Linked DNA regions of Homo sapiens: region 2 is linked to region 1. Evidence: chromatin loops called from intact Hi-C (ENCODE). Cell type or tissue: Caco-2. All regions are shown on one strand. Each heading gives the region's core, and the rest is flanking DNA. Links, peaks and the distances in the headings are about the cores only.

Region 1 (14,584 bases), core at 1,697-9,696:
GGGCACAGTGGCTCACGCCTGTAATCCCAGCACTTTGGGAGGCTGAGGCGGGGAGGGTGCCTGAGCTCAGGAGTTCGCAACTAGCCTGGGGAACGCGGTGAAACCCCATCTCTACTAAAATACAAAAAATTAGCTGGGCATGGTGGCGTGTGCCTGTAGTCCCAGCTACTCCGGAGGCTGAGGCAGGAGAATTGCTTGAACCCGGGAGGCGGAGGTTGCAGTGAGCCGAGATCACGCCATTGCACTCCAGCCTGGGCGACAGAGCAAGACTCCGTCTCAAAAAAAAAAAAAAAAAAAAAAAAAAAAAAAAGAAAAGAAAAAAGAAAATAAAATTAAATAGGGCAAGTGACTTATAAACTGTCAAATAATAGAATCATATGTAAAAATACAGTTTTCCTGTAATCCCAGCACTTTGGGAGGCTGAGATGGGTGGATCACTTGAGGTCAGGAGTTCAAGACCCGCTGGCCAATAAAGCAAAACCCTATCTCTACTAAAAATACAAAAATTAGCCAGGCATGGTGGTGGGCGCCTGTAATCTCAGCCACTAGGGAGGCTGAGACACAAGAATTGCTTGAACCCGAGAGGCGGAGGTTGCAGTGAACCTAGATCACAACACTGCACTCCAGCCTGGGTGACGAAGCGAGACTCTGTCTCAAAATATACATATATATATATATAATATTTAATACATATATACATTTATATATAATATATATTATATTTAATACATATATATTAAATATATATGGCCATATATTTGTGTGTACATATATGTAGCCCTATGTATAATAGAGTATATTATAGTTTTCCATAATTCTATAATTCTGAATAAATCTGTATCTTGCAAAAAATAAAAATAAAGCATACATACAAAACTGTCACATTATAACAGTATCAACATGAATTTAGATATGCTGACACAGAGGCATTAATAAGGAGAGTGGGCTGATACACATGGATTTATAGCATAACAGCTTAGGTAATGTCTCTTATTTCACATTTGGTGGAGTGATACTGGCAGGACTGAATGGATAGAAAGTAACAGATGGTATTCAATGTGAAAAATCCCTTTGAATGCCTCAAGGACTATTGGGTCACAGGAACAAGCTACAGCTTTTGTCATATAGTTGTAGTGCTATACTGTCTCATCTCCTAAAACTTGGTTCCACATTTCAAAATACAAAAATTTTGCCAATACATGTAAAAATATTATTTTTAAAATGTCCAATTTGCTTCCTATTTTTAATTCTTTCATAAAGTAAACTACAAAAAGTAAAACTAAAAAAAAAATATTTTATGGTGGCTCATGCCTGCAATTCTAGCACTTTGGGAGGCCAAGGAAGGGGGATCACTTGAGGCCAAGAGTTTGAGACCTGCCTGGGCAACACAGCAAAACCCTGTCCCTACAAAAAATTAAAAAAAAAAAAAACAAGTTGTCAGGCGTGGTGGTATGCACCTATAGTCCCAGCTACTCGGGAGGCTGAAGCAGGAGGATCAATTAAGCCCAGGGGTTCAGGGCCCCAGTGAGCTATGATTGTGCTACTACACTCTAGCTTGGGTGACACAGTAAGACCCTGTTTCTAAAAATAAATAAATAAATTCTTTTCTAGATGAGATGAATAGAACACGGTAAAAAAGCAGTGTCAGGGAGATGAATTTAAAGTAGAAGAATGCCACACTAGAGTAAAACTATAAAGCCAGTATTACAGCCGACTGATCAGTTAATTTACACTATCAGCAAATGCTTGGTGCTAAAAGAAATCTGCAACATCATTTATCCTAGTCCTCTGAGTTATAGTTAAGGAGGTTGAGGCCCAGAAAAAGAAGTTGTTTAATTTGTTATATATTCACAAATTGAAATCTGTTTTTTAAAACTTCTCCATGTATAAAATATTATTAGATTTAAAACAACTAATGTTGAAATGTATTGCTCCACTTAATACTAAACTCATGATTTGCTTCACAGAATGTACAAATAACTAAAATCCCATTCCTCTTCCAAGACAACACCCACACTCACACATACACATACAATCTCTAAAGTTTTGGGGGGTTGTTGCTATGTTTTCTTGTTACTTTATGTATGCCTTTTTAAAACAAACCAGGAGAAAAGTCCTATCCAAATTTCTACTATATTTCATTCAGTAGTTTTATTGTGTAAATAAAACTGCTTACCAGAAATAAAGATTATTTATGTTTATAAAACTTCAAAGAATCATTCTGCTAGACATTAAAGATATTATAGTTTACTTTTCTTAATGAAAGGTCAGTGAAGGGACAGGATAAAAGGAATTTGTTTTCCTTTGGTAACTGATTTTTTTTCCTTCAATGTAACTTATGTAGATATTAGGTGATGGAATAGTTGAGGCCACAGAAGAGTACAAATTGAGGGAATCTAATTTTCTCCTATTTGTCTGCAATATTTAATCAAGTACAACGGGGATTTTGTCATTCAATTAATAATTCATTCATTTAAGAAATATTTACTTGGGGAAGTACAAAGTGGTAGAGATAGAGAAAGACTCAAGAAACTCAAATTCAGTGGTTGAAAAAGACAAATAAACTAACCATTTTTTAAAATCCAATTGGATCCTGGTTTGAATATAAGCCTTTTTGTTTCCTCCCCCAAAATCTAATGTATTCAGCAAAGGTGTAAATGTGTTAACTAAGGTGTTTATAAACAACAATAAAATATTTCTCTCTCACTCACCCACATTAACATTTTATAAACACATTTTCTGATATCTACATCCTATGAATTTGTGTTTAACTAATTCACACTTCAAACAGCAATTACACACACACATATGCCTGCCTCTTCAGAGAATCATTTTAGATTGGATTTAGATTGAGAAGGGATCTTAGAGATCTAGGGTTCAATGGTCTCATTTTACAGAGGAGAAAGATGAAGTCCAGATAGATTGGCATTTGCCCGAGGTAACCATTTAGAGGCTGATATTTAGGATTCTATATAGAACTATAATTATTCTGATTCAATTTTATAGTTTGTTCAGTTTTTCCAAAGAAAATACACACCCGCAAATTCCCCTTTCTCAAATCAGGAACTCTTGCTATATTAAACCCAGAAGGCATGGCTCATCAAGTGAACCACATGGATCAGCTGTCCACCTCCTTAACTGCGCCGTCTCTTCTTCGTGCCTGATGTCCCCAGGCCACCCAGGCCAAGATATAGAAGAAAAGCCAAAAAACTACTTTACTGAAGCCAGCATAGGTTTTCAAAATTTGCCTCATATGTCTAAAGTTAAAATATCAAAACAAACCTCTTATTAAAAATCAAAATGGTCAATTTTATCTAAAATTTTTTAATATTTTCAAAAGTCTAAAGAAAGAAACCACTGCTTCCCCCTTTAAAAAGAATTCTGCTTTCAGCTGATACAGAAAAATCAACTAATGTGGATGGCAAGATCTGAGAACTATTTAGGGAACTTCGGCCTGTCCATGGACTAATAGTCACACTTATTTATGAAAATGCGTATTTCTGTATTTTTAACTTGTTAATGACATCATTGGGCATATGGATTTGAATTGGTGCTCAAGTGAAAACTTCTACTGCTCCTACTTTGGAGTTTGTGCTCAAATGAAAACATCTAGTGCTTGTGATCATAATACACATGAATTTTTCAAAAAATCTTTAAAATATTTTAGAATTGGAAGAGACTGGAGAAAATGACTGGTTGCAAAAAAAAAAAGAAGAAGAACACAAGCTTTGTAGTCAGTATTTTGGCTCTTCTGGTGGGTAGTTTTGCAGGGTTAGAAGGTCACTTTTATCTCTCCCATCTTGCTCTATATGGTGGGGATAATAACAACGCTGGGTTGTTTTAAGAATTGTTACCAACCAGTAAAATATCTAGCACATAATGGGTACTCATAAGTTGGAGCTATTGTTATTTACTCTAGTTCTAAATTCCCATCTGACGATGTGTTTGAAGAAAGTGCAGCAGCAAGGGAATGAAAACGAACTAAAGTTTGTTTCTTAGCAATTGAGTGCCAGGCACATAACGAACACAAGTCAAATGGCAGCAGCAGTTTCTTTCATTGACCACTTAGCATATGCCAGCAATTTACTAGATGCTTTAACACATTATCTTATTTATTAATCTTCCCAAATGCCCTCATGAGGTAGGACTTATCACTTCATTACACAGAAGAGGAATCAGAGACTCAGAGAGATCAAGTAACTGTCCCCAAGGTCACACAGCTAACAAGCAGCAGAGCCAGAACTGGTAAGAAAGGCAGAAGAAATGAGCAGAGGCTGCCCTAAAGCCAACCTGTAAACAAAGCAGGGAAGCTCAGAAGCAACTAGAAGATAAGTGCAACAGACATGTCTTCCCACTGTGAGCTCCTTAAGAACTAGGCTAGGTCTCATTAAAGGATGGAAGCCCAGACTCTGGGACAATTCCAGGAACACAGTGAGTGCTGAACAGATGTATGTGTATTATAATAAATTGGAATGCAATAAGCATTTGGGCAATAAGGAATCACATTTGCTCTAAGCAAAGTGTTTGCGATAACAGCAAATGTAAAAGGTAGAAGAGTAGTAAGGATATTCATGCTTAAGGACAACAGTTACTGATTAAAATATTTTATAAATCTATTGTCTGATAATGACAATTGTGTTCACAGATTTTTCCTCAATTATATTATTATATAAAGATTTCAATCACTGAGTGCTATCATCTTAAAATGTGAAGGACTATGATGAGGATACATACACACTATACACACAGACACACATATACACACACATATATAGGGAATAGCTTAAAATGTATTCTATTGTATATGCTATATGGAAAAAATCTACATGAAAGAAAATTCTCTATGAACGTTGTAAAAATAACCCAACAGCTTAGTTTTCTTTCATTCAAATAATACCTATGACTTAAAGTCATGATAAAAATCAATTCACAATTTATTAAGTTAGATATGTGCAACTACATTTATACAAATAAAACCTCGGTAATTTGATAGCTTACTATTTTAGGGGGAATAGGGACTATTATGAAAACAAAGAGAACCTTAGTCTATCAGAATTTTCAAAAAGACAAACAAAAACATGGGTCAAACTAAAATTCTCCATAGGAACAACCTACATACAGACACATCCAGTGACTAAATTGTGTTTATGTATTTCTTAAGCAATGGATGGAGTTCATTTTGACAATTTGTTTACTAAGAATTGCACCAGAAAACTGCCTATTCATTTTCTTTCTGTTTGGCAAACAAAGCATGACACATAGCAATATAAAAGAAAAATATAATCCTGGGATGCATTTGCAATCATCACAGAGAACTGCCCTAAATTGTCTTAAGCCTGTGGCATTGGCTTTCAGAAGAACATTTAAACACTGCCACATGCTGTTCATCTGTGTGTCCTGCAGTCTGAGAGTTCCAGGTCCCCACTTGGCCTCAATAGAAGGTTGAATCACAAGTACTGTCAGGCTTATAAAGCTCTTAACTTCTCAAAACCACCAAATGGTCTTGAAAAAGAGAAGTATAACAATCTTAAGAATCTAATGGTAATCTCTCATTAAGATTTTATATAGTACACAATTGTAGTCATGACAAAGCACAGTCTCCATGAGCACACTGCTTCCTAGTAAAGGAGCAGAGACCCTACCATTAAGATTTTATATATAATGCACTAAATTTACTAATGTGTTTGAATTTTTTCTTTTATGAATTTCGTAACATTCCGTCTTTATTAATGCTAATTCTACATTGTACCACATAGAAGCCTGGTTCTTTAAATATATTAGTTCAAGTCTACCTCTATGTACGCTAAAGAAACATATACCCACCTCGTCTAAAAACTAGAAAAACATCCAGATGCCTATAATATACTTCAAGGTAGAAATCATGCTTTATTCAGTTTTGTCTTTTCTGTGACTGGTAAGAGAAGAGATCCTAAGAAAATATTTATTGAAAAAATAAATGGATACATAAATGTTTTAAGCAGAGTTCACAATTTCTAAAGAATGAACACCACATCCTGAAAGAAACTACCATTTACTTTTAGTTTCCTTTTTTTATAAAAATATATATGGAAAGATTCAAAATTAGTTGTCAGTTTTACATACTTCGCCCACAATGAGCAACATCACCAACCAAAAGAAAAAAGGCACTGAATCATTGTTGAAATCATTGTTGATTTTAATTAGTTTGATCCAAAAAAAAAAAGCTGAACTTGGGCATGTTATTCTATGTTCTTATTTGAAGTCCTTAATTTTAACATTTGTTGTATAAAACATTCCAATTGAAAACATATAAATAGTAAATGGAAAAAATCTTACATGTATGCAGCGTAAATAGCATTAACTAACTTTTTGATTCATTTATTCATTCACTCAAATATTTAAAGTATGTAATGTGCTTAGAGAAGATCAAGTCGTGGAGGGGAAAAATATTGACTGATTGCAGTTTAAACTTATGATCACTAATTTGAATTGAGTCTTAGTGCTGCCTAGCTATCCTACTATATTCTACTCAATTCACCCCCACTACATGACCACAGAACACTTCCCCTCTCTCTACAAATCTTCAACGTCTTCAGCCCCTCTTCAATCTCAGCTGATGATCTTGCTTCTTGTTTCTCTGGGAAAACAAATCAAGCAGAAGAGGACTTCCACAGGCCCTCACCTCCAAAAGTATCATCTATCTGTGTTGATGTGCTCTGCCCTCCTTTGTGTATTATTTTGGGAGAACTGTCTGGTTCCCATCTGAGGCCCATCCTCTGTCTCTTATTCAAGACCATGACTTCTGTAACTGTTCAATCTTGCTCCTACATAATCAATTTTCCCCTTTCTACTAGATTGTTTCCATCAGCACCTAAACATATTATAATGTATCCTATCTTAAAAATACAATACAATACAATAAAAACTTGATCCAACCTCATCTTCTAACAGCCTAATTATTTGCCCTGCTTCACAGAAAAGCTCATCTAAAAAATTGTCTATTCCGTGCCATTCTCAATAGGAGTGATATCACTCCAGAAGGTCAAAAATTAATTCTTTCAGGCAAAAATTACTTGCTCTTTGTATATGTAAGGCATAGATATATATATACAATACATAACAAAAGTATACCTGTGATACTGGAATTTCATGGAGAGGGGAGGATTAGAAAAAAATGTCTAAGAAAGCTCTTTAAGGAGGTGATCATGAAAAAGTGAGAAACACTGGTCTAAACACACTGTCTCGGTGTCCTCCCTTCCCATTTGTTTCTTGAGCCTTCTCCAATCTGGCTTTCATTCCCAGCATACCATACAAACTGCTATTGTCAATGTCACCTTTATCCTCTGACATGATTTCAGTGTTTGTCTCCTCCAAATGTCATGTTGAAATGTGATCCTCGGTGTTGAAGGTGGGCCTAGTGGGAGGTGTTTGGTCATGGGGGCGGATCTCTCATGAGTGCCTTGGTGCCTTCCCTATGTAATGAGCTCACATGACAGCTGGTTGTTTAAAAGAACCTGGCATCTCTCTCTTGTTCCCTCTCTCCTCATGTGATGCTCCAGTTCCCCCTTCACGCTTCACCATGACTAAAAGCTTCCTGAAGCCTCACCAGAAGCTGAGCAGCTGCTGGTGCCATGCTTGTATAGCCCGCAGAACTGTTAGCCAAAATATATCTCTTCCAGCTTCAAGTATTTCTTTACAGCAACGTGAAATGGACTGACACACCCTCCACATTGCGAAATCCAATGGGCAACTCTTAGATGAAACTATAGTCAGTATTTGGTACAGCTGATGACTTCCTCCTTCTTCAAACACTTTCTTGGCCTATGGGACAACATACATGTTTGGTTTTCCCCCTCACTCACTGGCATCTCCCTCTCAGTCTTTCTTGGGGTTCCTCTTAATCTTCTAGTTTCCAAACATTGCAGTTTCTCTGGGTTCAATCTTGGACCTCATCCAGTTCCATGGCTTTAAATACTATTTCTCTACTGATGATTTTCAAATATATCTCTCCAGCTCAGACATTGCTCCTGAAACCTTCTATATTCAACTGCATAAGTATTCCCACTTGAATCTCTATTAAGCAACTCAAACCCAATCCAAGACCAAATTTCTCTTCTTGATTCCCAGTTCACTACCTGCCTCACAAACCTACTTCTCCCTCAGTTTTCTCCCTTTGGTAGAAGACAACTCTGTTTTTGCAATTATTCAATCCCAAAACAGTGATTTCACTCTGGAAACCACTGTCACAGTCCATATCTATACATCAGCAAATCCTGGCAGCCATACTTTTGAAATCAAGTGTCTGTAGCAACCTGAACCCTTTAGAATTGATGCAAAAATGAGGGATCCTTGTACATCTGGATTGCACCTACTGCTCAATGTACCACCAGTATTGCTGTAGTCCATGCCACCATCATTTCTGGTCTCTGCATTGACAACATCAGTTCATCTGGTCATCTCAGCCCTCTTACAGTCTAACTTCCAAAACAACAGCAAGGTAAATTCATAATCCCTAAATCTAAGTCACATAAGGTCTTTCCTGAAATGGCTTCCCATCTGATGGAGAGTAAAATCCAATGTCTCTATCACAGTTCACAAAGCCCTATTTAATTGAGCCTCCTGCTTCCTCTCTGCTCTCATCTTCTGCCACTGTCCCTTTCATATACACTGCATGACAGCCACACTGGCTGCCTTATAAAACTTCTCACTGCTTGGGGCCTTCCTACTTGTTCCAAGGAACTTCTATTTGGATATCCCTCCAGAGATTCTCTTGGTTTACACTTTCACTACCTTCAGGTGTCTACTGTTTAAAAATCACCTTGTCACAGACCTGCTCACACTATATACAAGAGTATTCCTTGTCATTTTCTATTTCTCCTATCTTGTTTTCTCTTCCCTCAGCATGTACCATCATTTCACATAGATATTCACTTATTTTTCCTCCACCCCCTGGATCAAATACTATACAATATTATGCCTCCTTCCACTAGAATAGAAGTTCCTTGGAGCTTTTAATGTTTGGTTCACTGCTGTACCCAGGGTGTCTAGAACAGTGTCTAGCACATAGTAGATGTTCAATATCTGTAAAATGAAAAAAAAATGAATTTGACATCTTAATAAAAGATGACAAGTGCCATTTAAAAATAAAACTGAATTTTAATTTCTCTTCTTGGAGTAAAATCTCATATTTTCATATGCATTTGGCAAGTAAAATTATAAGATGCAAAAAGTATCTAAAAAGTCACAGAAATAGAAAGCAAATTCTGCTTCAGATATGATGATTTCCTTTGGCTATTTCATGTAGCAAATTTTAGGAGAGATCAACATTTAAATATCTTACTCAAACCAACAGAGACTTCTAGACTAGTAAATACTACAAAAGTGTTCTGTGCTGGCTACTCAAATACATTTTAGATTTTCTCTCATTATTTTCTAGACATAAACATTCAAGTCAGAATGAAAAAATGTCAGACTTTGGAAACAGGACTTCAGAAGAATGACGGTCAGAAATGTCCAGTCAGTGTATAAACAAGTCTCATAAATCTGAGGCAATATAATACAAAACTACTTATATAAGATACATTTGTGAAGAAAAAAAACAAATTTGGACTAAAGCTTATCCAGTGAAGAATGCCAGTATTCCTCCCATTCTTTTTTTTATCCTTCCCTTCCTCTCTTTTCACTAATATTTAGAATTCCCTACTTTAAAATTAGTAGTTGATTGTGGTAATACTTTCTTATTTGGATTTAGCACATTATATTTGAATCTTCAGAGATTTCTGCCAGAAAGCTAAAATCTTACTTCTCAAATTTCTTCTCTTTTGAAAATGCCTTTGCCAGCTCAGATGGGGAAAAGTTTAATTCAATTCAGTTGATGACTCAGTTGGTGATAATGACGCAATTCCATAAATTATAGCTCTCTGCTCTTTCATCTCATCCCCATCTCTAGTATGGACATTTCCTTTTAAAGCTTTTCTGTTATCGAAGAACTCTAAATGAAAAATAGGGCTCCAAGTTCTAAAAGAAGCACACAGTCAGTAAGGCAGCATTAAGGGGGAAACTTTCCTTCTGTTAGGGTAGCAACCTGGTGGCCTAGTTTAAAACATCACACATCTACTGACAGCATGTGTATGAGAACAAAACTATGAAAATATTTACATCATGATGCGTTTATATCAAGCATGGAGAGATTGCACACATTGGTAAAGGATAAATTGCTAGGAGAGGGGCAAAAAGGTATACCGCTCCAATTACTAAAGCCTGGAGAAGATTTGGATTCCATAATTGGTTCTACCACTCAACAGCTAGAGAGCCTTAAGCAAGTTAACATAATTTCTCACTTTCCTCCTCTATAAAATGGGAATAATAATATTTCTCATGAAGTGGTTGTGAAGGGTAAAAATTATAATTTAGGAAAGTGCTTAACATAAGTATTCACAAAATTGTGTTGATATTGGAATTATCATCATCTTCCAGCTATCCTCAACTTTATGTTGTTATTTTTTTTCTGACACAACTAATTAGTTCCCCAGAGGGACACTTAAGTAGGTAAACTCCCTCTGTCCTGCCAGGAGCAGAAGTGAGTAATAACTGCAATAACAGAAGTGCCAGATCACCCTAAACTCCAAGATGATGGAAGTCTCCGCTGTTTCTACTGATGTCCCCATTTGTGGAAGGTGGCAGAGAGGTGAAGATTCAGTTGGGCAGCCTCTCAGGCACTTAGAGAAAGAAAGATTAAGTAGAACAGACTCCCAATCTGCCATTTAGCAAATAATAAATTTAAAAAGACAAGAGAATTAGGAAATAATAAATATAAAAATACAAGAACATGATAAAATATCAAAGGTGACAATATTTAATTAATACATTAAAAATGTAAGGCTAATAACTGTTTTTTCTAAAATTAAGATCCCAGTTTATAAGTTTGCAGGCAGCCCAACAGACCAGCTCGTGTCAGAAGTTTAGAAACTGAATATTTCCCCCTCCTATGGAGATGGTCTGCTGAAAAATGCAATGAAGCATACTATTTGATGAAAACAGGACTTTCGTTCTTTGTGCTTTTAATAAAACTCTTTTCAGCAAAATGTCAAGGAAAAAATCAAGAATTAGAAACGTCTTTTAGTAAAAGTATTTCGTTCTCATTTTTCCATCAAGAATTATGGAAAATTCTAGAAGTTATAGAAAGGAAGTTGAAGGTATTCATTATGGGTAGTATTTTATCATTATATTCTACAGTGCATAATAAATTTTGCATCTTTGTAGTATAACTTATTCATGTTTTACGTGTCAGTTTAAGCATATGTTAAGGTTAACAGCCTTTAGAACAACATTTCTCAAAGTCTTAAGAGTGTTTTCTTTCTTCCAATCTAATTAGATAAAGTTATTTACCACCTCAATGTATCCAGCCAGGTTTTGAAAGATAGATTCAGTATTTTTGATGAACTAAGACCCCTGTCATTTGTTCAACAGATGTTCCCCTCCAAGGCTCACCATAATCTGCCCCAAATCCATCTCTCTGGTTTTATCTTCTAAAATTCCCCACCATAAAGCCTAGCTCCTACCAAATCAGTCCATTTTCAGCCTCCCAAATATAAAATGAACATTTCTATTTCAAACTTTATGATAAGACCATTCTTCTCTCTAAAGCACTCTCTCCCTTTCCCACTGAATGTCCTCCAAGACGTTTTCAGATTGTTTCACTCATTCATTCATTCATTCATTCAATGCAGACTGAGAGCCTACATATACGAGGCACTCACAAAGGAATCCTGGGAAAACAGGAACAGGTAAGTCCAAGCAAGTACCTGTTTGAGTGGACTCTATATTCTACCAGAAAAGACACACATTGCACAATGGATTAAACTGTTAATTAATTAAAGTTGTGATAAGTGTTAAAAATACAAGTCACCGAAAACTACGAGCACATGTAATGGGAAAAATGGCCTGGTCTTGGGGGTCAGAAAGACTTTTTTTTTCTTGTATTTTTTATTAATATATCATAGTTTTACATATTTTTAGAGTACATGTGATATTTTGATACATGTATAAATATGTGATGATCAAATCAGGATAACTGGAATACCTATCACTTCAAATATTTATCTTTTCTTTGTGTTGGTTACATTATAATTCTTCTATTAGGAAGACTTTCTTGAGGAAGTGGTTTTGAGCTGAGGTTGAAGGATGAAAAAGGGCCTAAAGTAGGGCAGAGGGAGGTCAATAAACAAATCTGCTTGATGGTTATTATAAAATTAAGATATATTAGTAAAGATATGGCAAGGAAATTCTTGCCTTCCAGGCATTAAAACTTATTGCAACAGTATTTCTCCCAATTACTCTTGCTTTCTGTAAAGCTGGGGACAAAAAAAAAACCCAGTAATGATCTTACATTTAAAGAAGCCACCAGGAAAAGGTGTTAGCCAACAGCTCTCAAAAGATCTGGGAAACGATCAGTCAAAACTGGTCCCACTACCCTGAGCCCCACTACCCTGAGCCCCACAGCCCAGGCAATATAGGAAAAATATTCAAACAGATGTGAAAGCTTGGCCCTACAGAGAGTGCAATGTTTCTGGAGAGCTTTATCTTCCAAACCCCGTAAGCAGAGAGTAGTAGCTCCTCCTTAGGAGCCTACTGGAGAATGATTCAGAAGCAAACTCTGGGAGGGAGCTCCCAGGAGGAGTAACAGAGACCTGGTTCCCTGGCTATGTACTTGCTGAACTGTTGAACCCATGGGGACTAGGGCAAAGCTCTGCTGGTAGGGCTGCCTATAAGGAGGGGACTGTTAACAGCAACAGAAAGGTTCATAGGAGGCTAAACACTACCCACTGGCCAAAGAAACACACCACACATATGGTCTACATATAGACCATCATGGAGGAACAGGCAAGAGCAGCCAATTGCCCCTCCCTACCACCAAGAAGTCAGTCTTAGAGGCAATCAATGGTTCTGTAAGCTTATAGTTTGTAGATGTTCAGAGATAACACACACACACACACACACACACACACACACATACACACACAGACCCATAATCCACTCTGCTACAACTCTCTAGCACCACAGGTGCCACAGACAGGTCTAGCTGGAGTTTAGGGTAGAGAGAATGAGCTCCAAACTGAGACCGAAGTTTAAACATAAATACAGCGAGTCTTCAAAACCAAAGTGAGACTGTTCTAATGGCCAAAAGTGACCAGAAAGTTATAGCAAAGGACCAAGATGTCATTAAGGAATCCTCTCTAGATAGACATGGAGTTCAACATAGAGACGTTGAGGGCAGTTCTGGGAAAAAATAAAGCTGTCTCATGTTTACAGGTCAAATAGTTCAGACTCCTTAAAAATGACTTAAAACCACAAATTGATTATAATGAAAACAATGACGATATTGCAACACAAGTAAATAAATGGAACAGAACAGATATCCAGAGACAGACTCAAGTATATATGGAATTTAACATACGGCAAATGAGGAATTTCAATTTAGTGGGCAAAAAAATAATCTCTTATTAAATAAATGGTGCTGATATAATGGATTTCACTCTGGAAAGACAAAAAACAAAGCTAGATACCTTTCTCATATTTTATATAAACATATATTCCATATAAAGATTTTAATGTAAAGGATAAAAATTAAAAATATTAGGAATATAATTCAGAATACTTATATGACTTTAGAGTGAGGGAGATAATCCTTAGCAATCAGGAAGTCAAGTATCTATTAAAGAAAAAGACACACTTGACTAAATAAAAATCTTAAGAAATTATTATGGCAAATGAAATAATAAACAAAAGCAAAAGATAAATAAATGCTAGTCTAGGAAATATATGTAGTACTATATTACAAATATTGATATCCTTCATGTGTGAAATGCTCATAAAAAACAAATAATCCACTAGAAAAGTAAGCATAGGACATGACTGGGACATTTCACAGAAGAAAAACTCTAAATGACCAATAAGCTTATGAAAAGAGGCTCAATTTTACTTTTGGTCAAGGGAAATGCAAATTAATGCAAGAGCAATCAACCTGTTTTTACTTATCACTTTGGCAGAAATGTTAAGATTGATAAAAATTTAAAATATCCGGTCCTGATGAGTATATAGGCAAACAGGCATTGTCAAACGTAAGAGTGAGAATCATGACAAACTTTTTGGAAGGTAATATGGCAATACTTATTATAACATACAGGTTTTTTGAGCCAGAAATTTCACTTTGGGGATCTTATCACCCAATATAGCATTAAGAGCATCAGTTTATAAGAATATGTAAACAAGGATGTTTTTCAAGGCATAGCATTTAATAGAGAAAAAAACTGGAAACCACATGAAAGTCCATAGATAAACAAGAGATGAAAGACTAAATTCCAGTACTCCCAAACTAAAAAACTTTATGCAGCTGTTAAATAAAAATAAATCAGATGTTTATCTAAAATAATGTTGAGTAAATAAGCAAAGTGCAAAACAATAATTTTAGAAGGCACGCACAGTCATCCAAAGCTTTATATGGTTGGAACAAAGTGTGGAAGGGCACTCACTGAACTGTTAACATCAGTTAGCTCTGGGGAATGGAAAGGAGGGCAGGGCCAGGAATAAATAGGTTTGTAAGGAA
Region 2 (17,527 bases), core at 5,649-13,648, 160 kb before region 1:
TCACGAGGTCATAGGAATTTTTCAGCTCCATTACAATCTTATAGGACCACTAGTGTCATTAACTGGAATGTTGTTGTGTGGCACTTGACCATATATGTTTTAATGTTGAAGAGTGAATTAAATTAATAACAGGGAATTTCTTTGCTTTGGTTTACTTAAATGTGAAAATGGATTGCTATTTAAGCAGAGTGTACAAAATAAATACTTTTTTCACATTCTAGTAAAATGGCCAGTTTAATAATATTTTGAACAAAAAAAATTCCCCCCAGACCAAGGTGTTTTTTATTTAATAGGGAAAAATAGTGCTAAAATTTCAAATGATTTTTTTTTTCTTTCTTTTCTGTCACTCCTCTGGCTCTTTTTCCCAATGAATGAATGAACCTGGGAAGAATTATCAGTCTGATACGTGGTAAGTAAGTGGTTTCTAGGTATTTAATATGCCTTTTCCTGATAACTAATTTGCCAGATAGATTTTCCAAAAATGGTTGCAACAATATCTCCCATCCCTGATTCTCTTCTTAAATATGACTTTGACAACTTTTCTATCAAGAGGTAGGGTCTATATCCCCTTCCCTTGAAACTAAGAGGGTCTGTGGTTAAGGCAGAACTGACACTCAGTGACTTTTGAGCTAAGTCATAAAAGATGATACAACTTATGGCTGGTTCTGACTCAATCTTGGAACCCAGCCATCATGTTGTGAAGAATCTCAGGACATTTACAGAGGCTTCATAGGTTTCTGGCAGACAGCTCCAGCTTACAACAGCATCAACCAACAGACTTGTGAGTGAAGATGGCTCCTGAAGGTATCAGCCCCCCGCTGTCCAGTCACCTCCCAGCTTTTGAGTCTTTCCAGCCGAGACCCCAGACACCAAGGCACAGAGACAAACGTCTGCATTGTAACCTGTCCAAAATTCTGACCCACAGAGTTCTTGGCATAATATAATGATTGTTTTATGTCACTAAAGTTTGGAGTGGCTTGTCACATTGCAATAAAAAATTGCAACAACGAAGGAGGTTGATTATCTTTTCATGCTTATTGATCATTTGCATTTCTTCTGTGTACTGTCTATTCACAAATTTTGCCTGTTTGACTCTTGGGTTATTTGTCTTGCTCATATTTTCTGCATATTAATCCTACTTTTGTTACCTATATTGCAAATGTATTCAACCAGTTGCTTGCTAGGTAATAGAGAAATTTGAGTTTTATGTATCCGTTCATTGTTTTCATTTTTTAGTCTTGGGGTTTTGTATCTTTTTTTTTTTTTTTTTTTTTTTTTTTGAGACGACGGAGTCTCTCTCTGTCACCCAGGCTGGAGTGCAGTGGCGTGATCTCCGCTCACTGCAAGCTCTGCCTCCCGGGTTCATGCTGTTTTCCTGCCTCAGCCTCCCAAATAGCTGGGACCACAGGCGCCCGCCACCATGCCCAGCTAATTTTTTTTTTTTTTGTATTTTTTAGTAGAGACGGGGTTTCACTGTGTTAGCCAGGATGGTCTCGATCTCCTGACCTCGTGATCCGCCAGCCTCGGCCTCCCGAAGTGCTGGGATTACAGGCGTGAGCCACTGTGCCCGGCCGGTTTTGTGTCTTTTTTAGAAAAAGGCTTTCCCATTTGAAGAATATAAAAATATCCTATACTTTCTTCTAGCACTTTTATACCTTTTCTTATTCATCATAAGATCAGTCTCTGACTCTATCTTGAATTTATTATTTTACATGGTATGGGACAGTGAAAATCTAACTCTTTTTAGATGGATAGTCAGTTGTCTCTGTACCATTTATTTAAATCATCCATTCTTTTTCCATTGATTTGAAATGCCTCCTTTATGAACTAAATTCTTAAATAAATATATGTCTATTTCTAGACTGTCTATTCTGAACCATTAAACTGTTTGATCATTACTACAAAAGTGCCATTTTATTTTAATTTATATAGCTTTTTGATATGTTCTGATATCCAGTAGAACGCATAGTATAGTCTAATTTTTCTTCCCCCAGAAATATCTTTGCAGATTTTAAGAATTTCGTCTTTCAGATAAATTTCAGAATAAACTCGCCAAGTGCCTTGCTTGGCACTTAAGTCACAGCCTTGCTTTGACTTAATAAATTAATGTGTAGCAAACTGACATATTTATTATGTCTTCTTGTATATTAACATGGTATATTTCCCCATATATCCAGGTCATTTTGTAGATCCTTTAGCAAAGTTTTAGAAGTTTTCTTCATCTACTCACGTACAATTATTTTAGGCTTATTCCTAGGTAGTCTGTTGTTTTCGTTATTCTTGTGGATAGTTTTTTAAAAATACAATATTTTCAAATTGGCCATTGCTGAAGTATAGTAAAACTACTGAATTATGTATATATTTGTATGTGTATTTATATATATATACATATTAAAAGTATTTTTTGTTTTTTATATTCAGCTTTTAAAAAATTCTTTTATTAGTGATAATAGGCTTTCAGTTGATTCTCCTTGAATTTTCCCTCTAATTGTAGATGACCGTCCCTTTGAATTATAGATTACACTAGGTTTCTGTGATTAAACAAATATTAAGATGATATATCAAACAGAGACAGTTTTAAAGTACAAATTATATATCACTTAAAAGTTTCTAAATTTTAGAAAAATATTTATCAATGTTTTCTGAAATCTACTTTATACTTAGTTACCTAGAACAGGGGTTGGTAAACTACCATCCATGGGCCAAATCTGACCCCTGTCTGGTTTTTTTATATCCCCCCAGCTGATATAATGGTCTTTAAATTTTTAAGTGATTGAAAAATACAAAAATAACAATTTTTTGGTACATACAAATTATATGAAGTTCAAATTTCAGTATCCATAAATAAAGTTTTATTGGAACCAGCCATGCTCTTTCTTTCATATATATATCTATTATCTATGATCACTTTCCCACTACGATGGCAGAGTAGAGTAGTTGTGACATATTGACTGTATATGTTGCTTTTATTGCTTTGCAGTGCTGCTGGGTACACTACAAATCATACTGACATAGTTATCATTTGATTGTGTTTTACATGCCACGTTGTACTGTGACATCTTATTTTTTAAACTGCCATTTCATACCTATCATCTCAAAACAGTAAAAGAAGAGAAAAGTGGACTTCAAATGACAGGTACAGTGGAGTGTAGATGACTGTTATCAAATTAGATGGCAAAGCATTGTGTCTATTGTGCATGACACTTTGGCTATGCTAAAAAAATACAATATATACAGGCATTTCTAGGTTAAACACTCATCACATTATTCTCAACTCACCAGTAACCAATAGTCATAGAAATAAAAAATTAAATTGAATATATCATCACAGTAGAATTTTTTCACAAAAATAAAAAGTGCAAATAACACTGCATCAAAAATAATTTTCTGAGTAGCTCATTTGTTTCCCAAGCAAGGAAAGCTATTTACTGAGGATGAATAAATTAAATTGTGTTTGATTATAGCAGTTGAATAAATTATCCAGATAGAACAAACCTGTTTAAGACTATTAGCTTTTTGGTGAGAACAGTTGCTTGAATAGTTGAGAATACTGGAAGCAATGGCAATTGTTGATTAAAAGACAAGGCAAGTAATTTTGAGTGGTTTTCCTTGCATCTTGATGAGTTGACAGATATAGCTGATACCACTCAGTTATTATTTATTTGAGGAGTCAATTCTGAGTCTACAGTGATTAAAGAATTAGCCTAATGAATAGCCTGCATTGTAAAACTATAGGTGACAACATTTCCAAAAAAACTGAGAGAACACAAATTCTGCACAACCTGAAGGGGAATCTTCTAAGATGTGTTCCAATAGACGGTGGTAAAATATTTATTTTAAAGCAGAAAAAGGGTTTAATTGTACAAATTCATATAGCTTTTCAAAATGTAAGGCATCTTAAACCTATAGTGACTCATATTATTCATCAGCGGTGCTTTGTGGAACATCTTTAAATCTATCATGTGTAATTGAAACAGTAGTGTCAATGGTGATATTCATTTACTTTTGCGGACTTAACCATCATTAGTCCTGTAAAGTTTTGTTAGAATAGAATCTGAATATTCTACTTCTCTATCACATGGCAGAAACAATTGCTAAGTAGTAGTAACATTTCATTATGATTTGTTTGAGCTCAGGGCCAAGATTGAAATTTTTATGAATGAGATGCACCACTATCACCTATAATTGAATACTGAATAGTTTTGGAAATGAGCTTTCCTACAGACTGTTAATGTTTCTTTAAAAATTCAACCTAAAATTGTTAGGCAAAACAGCACTTACAAGTGAAATTTATACTGTGGTAAAGTCATTTCAGTGACAACTAATGTTGTTTGAATCACATGTAATGTCAAACTGCTTTCTACATTTCCTGTGCTGTCAAAAGTTAAAACAAGAAGCAAGACCTCCATTTCCACACAAACGTGCAGCAGATATATCTTTTGAGTTCAAACTACAATTCCAGCAGTGGATTTTTTTGGACTTTGATGCAAGTGCAAATGAAATTTCCTTATTTCAAAATCCATTTAACTGTGCAATTGAGGAGCTTCCACCTACCCTTCAATTGGAAGTAATTAATATAATGACATGCTAAAAGGCAAATACCAAGAGAAGAATCTAATAGAATTCTTTAAGTGCTTTTTAAGTAATGATTGTGCTAAATTAAAATCATATGTTCATCAACAGATATTAGTATTTGACAGTATCTATTTGTGTGAAAAGATATTTTCAAAGACAAAATATGTAAAACCTCATTATGAATCAGCATTAACAGATGGGCATGGGCAATTGATTCTGATGATAGGAAGCACTAACTTTGAACCCCAATTAAGTGAAATGTTATCACTCTCCCACAATAAAAGAATTCAATTTTTCTCATCAGTAGACCTATATTATAGAAAATTATACTTAACTATTATTATCAAATTTTCCATTTTTGTCAATAAAGATTTATAGAAATTTGTTTTCTATCTTGTCATGTAATTGCCCACATAATATCCTTGATTTTGACTCTTGGCCTAAAAAGTCTAACATATTTACTTTTTGGGTCTTAACAGAAAAATGTTGCCAATCCCTGACATAGACTATTCTCTTATGTCCTTTATTGTCAAAGGTGTCTACTAAAGATAATTCTCAAAATAATTGTATAAGTTCATGTTTGTTGAGTGCTTACTATGTGCAAAGCTGTTTAAGTTCAGAGACTTTCTCAAGGTCAAACACTGGTAAATGAATTAACCATTATTTAGATGGTTAACAATGATATAGATAGTACTGTAGTTATAATTCCCATTTTACACATGAAAAAACTTAGGCTCAGAGAGGCTAAGTAATTCCTCAAAGCCACACAACCTAGGCTTTGCAGCCAGGAAGATGAGATTAAATCATGCTTAATTCCCTTACCAGTGTATGACCTTGGGAAAGGCTGTGAACTTCAATTTCTCTACACTATAAATTGAAAATTATAGTACTGACTATATCATAGGGTTGATTTCAATATTAGATTAATTACTATATAGAAAGCACTTAGAACAACTATAGCTCTAGTGTGGAGTAGTCAGAAATGGCCTGGAAGTTCATTTTTAGTAAAGAGATTAATAAAATAGTTTATTATGTACCAGGAGTTGATGGAGAACAGTTCCCAATTCAGCTGTCAATTTGAGCTTTTCGCTTATGAAATCTATGCTATTGAGTTGACGTTTGTTAAGGAAAAGAACCTAATGTCTGATAAACAGGCAAAAATTAACTATTACATTTAAATGTGACTATTGCAGATGTACTAAGTAGTTGAGAAAGCCAGTTGGGGTCATACTCACTTAGGCTTACACCTAGCTTTGCCTCCTTGTTAGCTGTGTGACCTTGGTCAAATCACTTAACCTTTCTGAGCTGAGGTACCCTCCTCTATAAAATGTGGATTTTAAGTAGGCTATTATAGAGGATGATGTGAGGATTTTAAAAGACCATGCATCAAAAGTACCTAAGATGAAGCCTGATTTAAGAATGAGCTCAGCAAATGCTAGCTCATTTCCTTGGATTAGCCTTTCTACACTGACCCAAGGCTTGCAAGGCAAAGCAAAACTAAATAAAAGCAAAATGAAGTTAAAAAGCCCAAACAAATAAAAACCAATTTGTTAATTGGGTGTTGGTGGATAAAAAGACTCTGAAAGTACATCCAGTCAAATTTGAATTTCAGGTAAACTATGAAATTATTTGTAGTATAAGTATATAAGTATGTAGTGTAAGTATCCCAAGCATTGCATGGGATATACTTACACTCACTAAATTCTTCACTGTTTATTCAAAATTCCAATTTAACTGGATGTCAGGTATTTCTATTTATTAAACCCGGCAGCCTAGACATGGTAGAATTTAGTAAGCCCAGACATGACAGACTCCTGAATAGCCAAGGCACAGAATTCAAAAGAGTCAAATGTGTTTCCAACTTGCTAACTGCAAAAGCATCAAGGAAAAGGTTGACCCCACCCTCTCTGTCTCTGCCAAGCAAAGAGCCCAGATGGGAAACCCCAGGTGAGTGATTTAGCCTCCTGTGCATACTCTATGGGATCCTGGTGCAGAGGTTGCTGGGAAAACCGTGGCAGCCTGCCCTAGGTTTTCCTTCGGGTGGGGCCCTGTGGTTATGGTGTGGTGACTCTTTGTCACGGTGCCCCTGCCACGCCCTGCTTAGTCCACCTGGTGGTTGGGGGTAGGGGAGAAGAGAAGTTACAGGCAGAAAAAAAGGACTTATCAATGTAACATATTTCTTAGGTGGTTTGTGCATTGCTGTTTGGGCTTGCAAAACTTTAATTATTACTTTGATGCAGAGTGGCTGCAGATTGTCACTGCCAGGCCTGATTTAATAGCCTGCTTGCACAAAGTCCGACAGAGATTGCTTTTGTTGCACTTTCTAACAGCTCGTGATGGTGGCTTTTTTACGTTAAGGAGGAAACTCTGTGGTTAAACTGTAGCCTAGGTATTTTTAGAGCCGTTACCATGTTAACCGAAATTTCGTACATTTCACCTGCAGGATATGCAGTCGTGCTTAGGGCCTTCCTTAAACTCTAACAAAAAATATAATTTAACAGTTGTTAATACTGTGCTTAGGACCAACTCCATGTTATCAGAAAAGCTACTGACCAAATACTGGACTGCTAAGAATCCTTTTTTTGGATGGGTGGTACTGTGCCATTAGAGAGTATTTTTTTTTCCTTGATATAAAACGAGTTGAAGGAACATAACCAAAAGGCTAAAATTGGTTAGTTCTAAAGGTCAGAGCCTGAAGGCAGTGACCCATTTGTTAATCATTAAGCTTTTCTAAGCCGTCTCTGACAGAATTCTGGCTTTCTGCCACTTCTCTGGTCATTTTAAACTGCAAATTCTTGTACTGTTTCAGTTTTTAAGTAGGTTTCAAAGGTTATGAGAAAGGCATAACTTGTTAGCTATTTTTCCTTATCAAACGTCTTTAGGGTTTTGGAAGGCAGAGCTGTTCTGTGTTAAGAGAATCCTCACAGCATACCCAGCCATACAGCATTTAAAGATGGACTCTTGGGTCCTCTGAAAAGGGTGGATTTCTAGCTATCATTCCCATGTTACTTAGTTTCCATAGATAAGCAGGATGTGAGGGCTGAGGACACCCACTTAGCCATTAGGTATTAGTTCCCAAATCACTGCTATCTCAGGGTAGTTGTCTCCAATAATCCCAGCACTGAAAGTTCAAAAAACAGGAGCAAAATAACCACAATGTATTTATCATCTTCTGTCATCAGTTATAAAGTGGAAGTACTTTAAAATATTTTGAATGCATTTTTGTAAAGCCCAGTGAGGTTCCAGTGCTATGACGTTTCATTGCCAGAAAACTCAATGCCAGTTTATGCTCTAGTCCATCTGAATAAAAAGTGATCTGTACACCCAAAACACATAAACAGAACTAAATTTTATGTAGCCAAGGGACATTAAGCTGCTAAAACATTTGCTTCAATATTGAACATGGAATAGCTGTCCTCTATTTCTCAAGGGAAAAAATATACAGTCAAACCTTGCTTATCCATAACCCAAACTTCCGGAAGCCTTAAGTATTTGGAACTGCTCCAAACCCAGAAGAGGGGAGGAGTGAGAGGAATAGAGTGGGGGTGGGAGAAGTGGGGAGCAGAGAGAGACAGAGAATGAACTAGCGGAAAGCAAGCAAGTCAGCTTTTAGAAGTAGACCTGAAGCCCTAGCAACACTGAAAAGAGACCTGGAGCTTACATCTGATTGGCTTTCCAGCCAGAAGGAATAGAGAGCTCTGATTGGCTGGTGATGATGTCTCCAAATAACCAGCCTTTTTCAGGAAAGCAAATTTATGTGGCAGAAAGGACAAGAGACAGAAGAAGCACGCAAGAAGAAAAGCGAGGAGAACAGAGCAAAAAAAAAAAAAAAAAAAAAAGGAAGATTATTTGTTACAGTGGTGGAGACTGAGACAAAAATGAGAATAACAAGCCTATTTACGTAACTGCTTACAGTTTACAAAGTGCTTTTACATGTAATCATTGATATTGTCTTTACAAAGACCTGCAGGGCTCCCAGAAGTTAAATGGCATGCCCCAGGTCACCCAGCTAGTAAGAAAAATAGTGCATGTCTTCTGGCTAAAAATCTAACACTTTTGATATGGAGCAGGTGTTGTGGAGATAATGATTTAGAGTTGTCCTGTAGGACAGAGGGAAGCAAATGCTCTGACAGCAGAAAAGAAAATCAGAAGGCACGTCAGCCTGTAGTTTAGCGGGCAATGCAGACAGGAGTGAAGGGCTCCCTGTTCTTCACGACCACACACCTTGAAAACATAGATATAGGAAACATCTCTGTGGGTATTTGGAAGGGGAGATGGTTGTGGTACAAATGAAACCTATGTCTAGAGGGCTCAGAGGGCAGTCCTGAATATATTTCCCTGGGGTGTATCACAGTCGCCTTTCATTTAACACGTAGAAGTTGGATACCTAATTATTCCTTCCATCTATCCTTGAAAGCTGTTCCTTCCTCAGGCTTAGTCGACAACATAACCATTCACCCAGTTGCTCAAGCTAAGAACCTGTAAGTCATCTTTGTCTTAATTTTCTTTCCATGTTTAATTTATCAGCAAGTCCTGTAGATTCTACTTCTAAAACACACCTTGAATAAGGCTACTCTGTTCATCTCCATAATCACCATTGTTTTCTCCTTCTGAGCCACTGCAATAACTTGCTATTTGGTTTCAATACTTTCTGGCACCCTGTCTTCCCCAGCTCTTGCCTCCTTCCCTTGAAATCCATTCTCTGGACTATGCCATCCTGCTTAAAACATGCCTGAGAATAATTCAAAATCCTTCCCAGGATCTGGCCCCAGTTTAATTTGCCTCACTCTGCCTAGGACTCACTGTTCTAGCTATGGAGGCCTCCTTTTTGTTATCAGAACACAGCACAGTCTTTCCAGCTGAAGAGACTTAAATATTTTGCTGGTCCCTGTCTCCATGTTATCACATGGCTAGCTCTTTCTCCTATCTCATGCTATCTACACAGACAGTCCTACTCTCACAAGCTGTGTGAGAGTTCCCTTCATTCTCATAGAACCTTTTTATTAACTTTCTGTGACCTCTCAAACTGAAATTACTTATGTTTTTATTTGATTCCTTGTTTATCATCGTCTTTTTATATGACTTCCCCCTACTAGTAATCAAACTCCATTAAGACAAGGATCAGGTCAATTGCCCTCATCACTGTATCCCCAGAGCTTACAACGTGGTACACAGGAGATACTCAATAACTATGTGTCGAATGAATAAGTGAATAAATATCAGGGAATTAACATACCCTACATGTTACATAGTACCATGCATCAGTGGAGCCATGGATATGAGACACTGTGTTTCCTGTTTGTAACCTGTTATTTGTTAATTCCTGTCAGAGTTGAGAGCTCTGATAGTAGCTGCCATCATCTGGGGAGTTCTATGGAATCTTGCCACCATGAGTTCTGGAAAAGGGAATCTGTTTGTGTTGGGACTTGAGGGATGGTATAAATTAACTCCCAAGGTTTATTAGTAGTAAACAATTAAAATCCACCCTGAAATTGGAGCTTTACTAAAGATGGCTATTTTGTAGCATGTAGGAAATTACGATATTGGTTTACCTCCTAGGATTCAAAAAGCATTCATTCTCTTTTGGAGCCAGAAAAGGAGAGGTATGTCTCCTAACAGAACTGTGCTGGGTTTTTTTTTGTTATTGTTGTTTTCTTTTTTTGACAGTCTGTGGAGCTCACACATTGGCCATAATAAAGCCTGCTATCTATTTTTGATTTGTCAAAGTTGTGCTTGAGAGTGATTAACATACCCTTAGCAAAATGAATCATTCTATAGAGATTTAAAAGTCACGATGGAATAAATATCTTGGTCAAAGGTATTGCTGCTTTAATTACATTCATTTGTTTCAATATTTCGGTTTTAGGGATTTCTTAACTGAGTTGTTAAGGATCCTTTTAGGGATTTCTTAACTGAGTTGTTAAGGATCCTTTTGAAAGTGAAGTTTACCATGGTGCCCTCTGGTGGAATGAAATTCGCACAGTTTTTAAAGCTAAAGCCCTATCTAGTGAGAATGCATACAGAAATAAAAGGAGCAACATTAAATACAAATGTCCAAAAACTATAAGCAGGGTACTCTTGCTATTGGGGGACTACAAGATATACCTGCCTCAGAATATTTACAGATTCAGGGATAGGGCATGTAGTTGCTATAAAGGAAGAGCAATGACATAAATACATACAATTCCAAATCCATTAGAAAATGAGGGCCAGAAGCCACAGCATTTCATATCATCTGGCAACACTGACACTGACTAATTAGGTATTATATTGAGAAAGTCAGAAGAAGGTGATGGCAATTACAGCATTTGCAACAATATTCATAAATAGCTAGGAACACAAGGGGGAAATACAATTTGGTTGTGGTCTATCAAGAACCAGTGGATATTCATTTGATAGGACTTTTGTAATTAGGCTCACCATCAAAGCTGATAAAATCATCAAAATGGTAAGTGTCCCAGTGTTGGTTCCTTGAAACTGTGTTGTGACCAGACTTAGTGACTCCTTGATAAAGCAGCTTTCACGTGTCTTCACAAGGAAATAAAGTGAAAGTCTCTGGGACGCTATCTGGGTCACACACCACAGGGATCCTGCTCAGAGGATTTAGAACATTGGACCAGCTCACTAAGGAAAGATGTCAAGGCCCTTCTTTGAGGACCTAAGGAAGTTTTTAATATTCGTTCGTCTGAATGCACTAAATAAAACTCTCATTCCAAATAAGATAAAAGAGGGGAAAAAAGTGTTTGAGCATCCAATCCCCCAAAGTGTCTGCAAATTATTTAGTATTATTTCAGTACTCAAACTTCCTGAAAGGTGGAATGTGGGGCAGAGGAGTAGTGAGCAGGGACCATAGCACACATGCATTTAGTCAGCTTGTTGGTTTTCTTATTGGGGACCTTTCTTTGAAACTTGGTGCACCTCAGATTTTAAAAAACCCAAAGCCAAAAAACAACTAACAGCTGGCTCTTCTAAAGCAGTGGCTCTCAGAGGAATGGTACTGCCTTCTAGGGGATATTTTGGAAGTTTATGAGGGCCATTTTTCTTGGGAAGGGTGTCTCAAAGTATAAATTATTATGGGACTGTTAACTGACATTCAGTGGGTAGTAGTCAGGGAGGTAAGGGGAAGTTCCATATCATGTTAGATTTTACTGTCCCACCAACTATTCATGTAGATTTTTAAAAAATCTGTATGTAATGATTTAAGCCTAGGACCAAATTCAATCTTACATAAAAAATTAAATATTTCTTTTCATGGTTTTAATAGACACCTAATTTCCCATAAATGCAAATCCAATGTAAACTAACTGAAGACTATACTTTGTTTCATTTGAACCTTACTGAGAATTGTTAATCATTTTTGAAAATTATAATATCAATATCCATGGCACATATGACATTTGAATCCTCTGAAAATATAACTGCAATAATTTGTAACATCCCAATTCAAAGTGATTATACAAACAGGTGTGTCTGATTATGTCTTCCAGTGTAGTTGTCCCCAAGCATTTTCAATTATTATTATGATATTCCTTTCTTCTTCTTTAAATTACAATTAGGCAATCATATTAGTAATTTTAAAATAATGTGTACTGGCCAGGAATAGTGGCTCATGCCTGTAATCCCAGCACTTTGGGAGTTCCGAGGCCGGTGGATCACAAGGTCAAGAGGCCGAGACCATCCTGGCCAACATGGTGAAACCCCATCTCTACTAAAAATACAAAAATTAGCCGGGCATGGTGGTAGGCACCTGTAGTCCCAGCTACTTGGGAGGCTGAGGCAGGAGAATTGCTTGAACCCAGGAGGTGGAGGTTGCAGTAAGCCAAGGTCGCGCCACTGCACTCCAGCCTGGCGACAGAGCGAGACTCCGTCTAAAAAACAAAAAAATGTCTTGGTAGGTTATGTTATCCATGAATTTCATTTTAGAATAGTTAGAGATGTTATTAAAAATATTTGTTATTAAAAGAGGACATGGGGTGATAATGAAAATGGCAAAATAAGGGACTCTGAAAACCCTCTCCTCCATACAAGCAATAAAAATACTGGCAAAAATTGTCAGTGTAAACTTTTTCAGAACTCTGGAAATTAATCAAAGACTAGCAGAAATCAGGTAAGCTTTTATTTAAAAAAATGGCTGAATGTCAGTAAAAACTAAGCTTTTTTGTCTTTTACTCTGCTCTTTTCTCATTCTCCCTCCCCTGCCCCCAGCTCTGCAATAACCTGGGAAACCAACAACTTGCAATCATGATAAACACTGGCAGTCTGGCAGCCCCCGGAGGGGATAGAACAGGGTTAGCGCTCTCTCCAAACTCCATTTCCAGAGAACTATCATTATTTGACCTGTCTGATGGTTCCCTGAAATATTCCACTCATAATATTGTCTCTATGTGACTTGACTTAGAGTTCACCCAATGTGAATATTTTTCTTAACAGAAATGATTTTCAATTATTTGTAGAAAAGACTGAGTGGCAATTGTTTCACATCACTGTTGCCTGAGGCAGTACATAAGAGTTGAAGCAAATAATCAGCTTACCAAAAGCTTAAAAGGAGAAGCTGTGGAAAGATACGTCCACAGGATGATTTGAAAAGCACAGACATAATGCTGGGAAACTAGAAGTACAAGTTCATGTGTAGGGATGTGAGCATACTCAGTGCTATCTGCATGCTCAGCTAAGACCTGAGAAAGATCTAAATTCTCAACTCTGCCTAACCTTGTGGCTCTATGGAGGCAGGAAGTGAAAGTGAAGGCAGAGTTTCATACTGCCTGCTGGAGTGTTCAAGGTGTGCTCCAAATGCACACAGAGCCCTTAGGCAAAGATTGGAGGACTTGTGAGCTCCAGGAATTTAAGAAAATCTTTGTCCAATCATTAGCTGAACACTAAGTCAGCTATCAGAGACTCCAATGGCCACCTATGACAAAGAAATCACATATTAAATAATTAGCTCAAACAAAACAAGCACCAACTACAAACAGCAACTTTCACAAACCCTGGGGAGGTAGGAGATTCTGATTTCAAGAGTTGCAACATTTTTTAAAATGTAGTTTCAACAAAAAATTAGGAGACATTCAAAGAAACTAAAAGTATGGCACACATGCAGTACAAAAGCAGTCAATATAAACTGTCTCTCAGGCACATCAAAAAGCTTATCCACCATGATCAAGTGGGCTTCATCCCTGGGATGCAAGGCTGGTTCAACATATGCAAATCAATAAATGTAATCCAGCATATAAACAGAACCAAAGACAAAAACCACATGATTATCTCAATAGATGCAGAAAAGGCCTCTGACAAAACAAAATTCAACAACCCTTCATGCTAAAAACTCTCAATAAATTAGGTATTGATGGAACGTATCTCAAAATAATAAGAGCTATTTATGACAAACCCACAGCCAATATCATACTGAATGGGCAAAAACTGGAAGCAGTCCCTTTGAAAACTGGCACAAGACAGGGATGCCCTCTCTTACCACTCCTATTCAACATAGTGTTGGAAGTTCTGGCCAGGGCAATCAGGCAGGAGAAAGAAATAAAGGGTATTCAATTAGGAAAAGAGGAAGTCAAATTGTCCCTGTTTGCAGATGACATGATTGTATATCTAGAAAACCCCATCGTCTCAGCCCAAAATCTCCTCAAGCTGATAAGCAACTTCAGCAAAGTCTCAGGATACAAAATCAATGTACAAAAATCACAAGCATTCTTATACACCAATAACAGACAAACAGAGAGCCAAATCATGAGTGAACTCCCATTCACAATTGCTTCAAAGACAATAAAATACCTAGGAATCCAACTTACAAGGGATGTGAAGGACCTCTTCAAGGAGAACTACAAACCACTGCTCAATGAAGTAAAAGAGGATACAAACAAATGGAAGAACATTCCATGCTCATGGGTAGGCAGAATCAATATCGTGAAAATGGCCATACTGCCCAAGGTAATTTATAGATTCAATGCCATCCCCATCAAGCTACCAATGACTTTCTTCACAGAATTGGAAAAAACTACTTTAAAGTTCATATGGAACCAAAAAAGAGCCTGCATTGCCAAGTCAATCTTAAGCCAAAAGGACAAAGCTGGAGGCATCACGCTACCTGACTTCAAACTATACTACAAGGCTACAGTAACCAAAACAGCATCATACTGGTACCAAAACAGAGATATACACCAATGGAACAGAACAGAGCCCTGAGAAATAATGCCGTATATCTACAACTATCTGATCTTTGACAAACCTGACAAAAACAAGCAATGGGGAAAGGATTCCCTATTTAATAAATGGTGCTGGGAAAACTGGCTAGCCATATGTAGAAAGCTGAAACTGGATCCCTTCCTTACACCTTATACAAAAATTAATTCAAATGGATTAAAGACTTAAATGTTAGACCTAAAACCATAAAAACCCTAGAAGAAAACATAGGCAATACCATTAAGGACATAGGCATGGGCAAGGACTTTCATGTCTAAAACACCAAAAGCAATGGCAACAAAAACCAAAATTGACAAATAGGATCTAATTAAACTAAAGAACTTCTGCACAACAAAAGAAACTACCATCAGAGTGAACAGGCAACCTATAGCATGGGAGAAAATTTTTGCCACCTACTCATCTCACAAAGGGCTAATATCCAGAATCTACAATGAACTCAAACGAATTTACAAGAAAAAAACAAACAACCCCATCAAAAAGTGGGCAAAGGATATGAACAGGCACTTCTCAAAAGAAGACATTAATGCAGCCAAAAAACACATGAAAAAATGCTCATCATCACTGGCCATCAGAAAAATGCAAATCAAAACCACAATGAGATACCATCTCACGCCAGTTAGAATGGCGTTCATTAAAAAGTCAGGAAACAACAGGTGCTGGAGAGAATGTGGAGAAATAGGAACACTTTTACACTGTTGGTGGGACTGTAAACTAGTTCAACCATTGTGGAAGTCAGTGTGGCGATTCCTCAGGGATCTAGAACTAGAAATACCATTTGACCCAGCCATCCCATTACTGGGTATATACCCAAAGGATTATAAATCATGCTGCTATAAAGACACATGCACACGTATGTTTATAGCGGCACTATTCACAATAGCAGATACTTGGAACCAACCTAAATGTCCAACAATGATAGACTGGATTAAGAAAATGTGGCACATAAACACCATGGAATACTATGCAGCCATAAAAATTATGAGTTCATGTCCTTTGTAGGGACATGGATGAAACTGGAAACAATCATTCTCAGCAAACTATTGCAAGGACAAAAAACCAAACACCGCATGTTCTCACTCATAGGTGGGAATTGAACAATGAGAACACATGTACACAGGAAGGGGAACATCACACACCGGGGACTGTTGTGGGGTGGGGGGACGGGAGAGGGATAGCATTAGGAGATATACCTAATGCTAAATGACGAGTTAATGGATGCAGCACACCAACATGGCACATGTATACATATGTAACAAACCTGCATGTTGCGCACATGTACCCTAAAACTTAAAGTATAATAATAATAAAATTAAAAAAAAAGTATCAAGAACTTTAAAAGATGAAAAAAAAAAAAAACCTCTCTGAGGAAGCCCAGACATTGTACTTACTAGACAAAGATTTAAATAAGCCATTTTAGTTGCATTCAAAGAATTAAAGAAAACTATGTCCGAGGAACTAAAGACAAGCATGAGAATGATTTTGCATCAAATAGAGATCAATAAATAGATAGAAATATAAAATAGAGCAAAACAGAAATTCTGGAATTGAGAAGTAAAATAACAGAAGAAAAAATTTTACTAGAGGGGCTCGATAGAAGATTTGAGCAGGCAGAATAAAGAATCAGCAAACTTGAAGATGAGTCAACTGATGCTATCAAGTCTGAGGAGCAGAAGGAAAAAAGAATGAGGAAAAATGAACAAAGCCTCAGACATTTGGGGAACACCATCAAATATATGCACAGTGGGAGTCACAGGAGAGGAGAGAAAGGAGTGGAAAGAATATATATATAAATAATGGCTAAAACTTTCCAGTTTGATAAAAAATCATGAATCTACATCCAACAAACTCAACACACTCTATGTAGAATAAAATCAGAGAGATTCATACCTATATGCATCATAGTCAAACCACTGAAATACAAAGACAAAGAGAATCTTGAAGCAGCAAGAAAGAAGTGACTCATTATGTTCCAGGGATTCTCAATAGGATTAGCAGCTGATTTCTCATCAGAAACTATGGTGGTCAGAATGCAGTGGCATGACATGCAAAAAGCTGAGAGAAAAAAACATCTACCAAGAATTCTACATTCAGCAAAACTATCCTTCAGAAATGAAGGAGAAATCAAGACACTTTCAAATAAGCAAAAAAACTGTGGTAACTCATTGGCAGCAAATCTGCTCTTCAAAAACTACTCAAGGAAGTCCTTCAGGCTAAAATGAAAGGTCAATAGACTATAATTTGAATCCATATGAAGAAATAAAGAAAACTGGTAAAGATACCTAAAAAGTAAATATAAAAGAAAGCACAAATTTCTTTCTGTTTGTAGCTCTTTATCGGATTTGAAAGACAACTTTAGAAAGTAATAATTATAAATCTGTGTTAATGTGTATACAATGTACAAAGATGTAATTTGTATGACCAAGGAAGCACAACAAAACAGGGAGAGACTGGAGCTATATAGGAGCAGAGGTTTGGTATACTATTGAAATTAAGTTCATATTAATCCAAACTAGATTGTTGTAAATTAAGATATTAACTGCAAGCCCCAGGTTGACTACTAATAAAATAACTTTAAAAAATATATTAGTATTAATAATATAATAAATGACAAGAAAATTAAAATGATACACTAGAAGAATTCTACTTAATACCAAAGAAGGCAGTAATGGAGAAATAGGGGAATAAAAAATGACTTAAGACATATAGAAAACAAATAGCAAAATGGCAGACATAAATCCTATCT

What was found. A loop is a pair of places that touch in the nucleus more often than their neighbours do. Peaks named below come from ENCODE experiments on the same cell type or tissue, not always from the same donor. Only the 100,000 strongest peaks of a DNase experiment are listed, where the experiment ranks them.
Region 2: a loop joins it to region 1, with 4 times the contacts of the local background. A loop is called at or near these places in 24 of 110 quality-filtered maps.

The regions. Positions count from the first base shown.
Region 1 is chr10:88,547,984-88,562,567 of GRCh38, forward strand. All of the region lies in intron 4 of RNLS (renalase, FAD dependent amine oxidase), which reads right to left. Among named protein-coding and RNA genes, the nearest start is that of RNLS, 28 kb to the right of the region's middle. In Caco-2, for the core only: a CTCF peak has its summit at 5,390; a DNase peak (open chromatin) is centred at 5,388.
Region 2 is chr10:88,379,111-88,396,637 of GRCh38, forward strand. The region is part of intron 4 of RNLS (renalase, FAD dependent amine oxidase); the gene reads right to left. It overlaps LOC101929727 (a long non-coding RNA gene), which reads left to right. Exons shown (of 3, transcript XR_001747537.3): 3 at 1-1,011. Among named protein-coding and RNA genes, the nearest start is that of RNLS, 200 kb to the right of the region's middle. In Caco-2, for the core only: CTCF peaks have their summits at 10,577 (motif pointing left) and 10,777; a DNase peak (open chromatin) is centred at 6,621; H3K4me3 peaks cover 176 bases.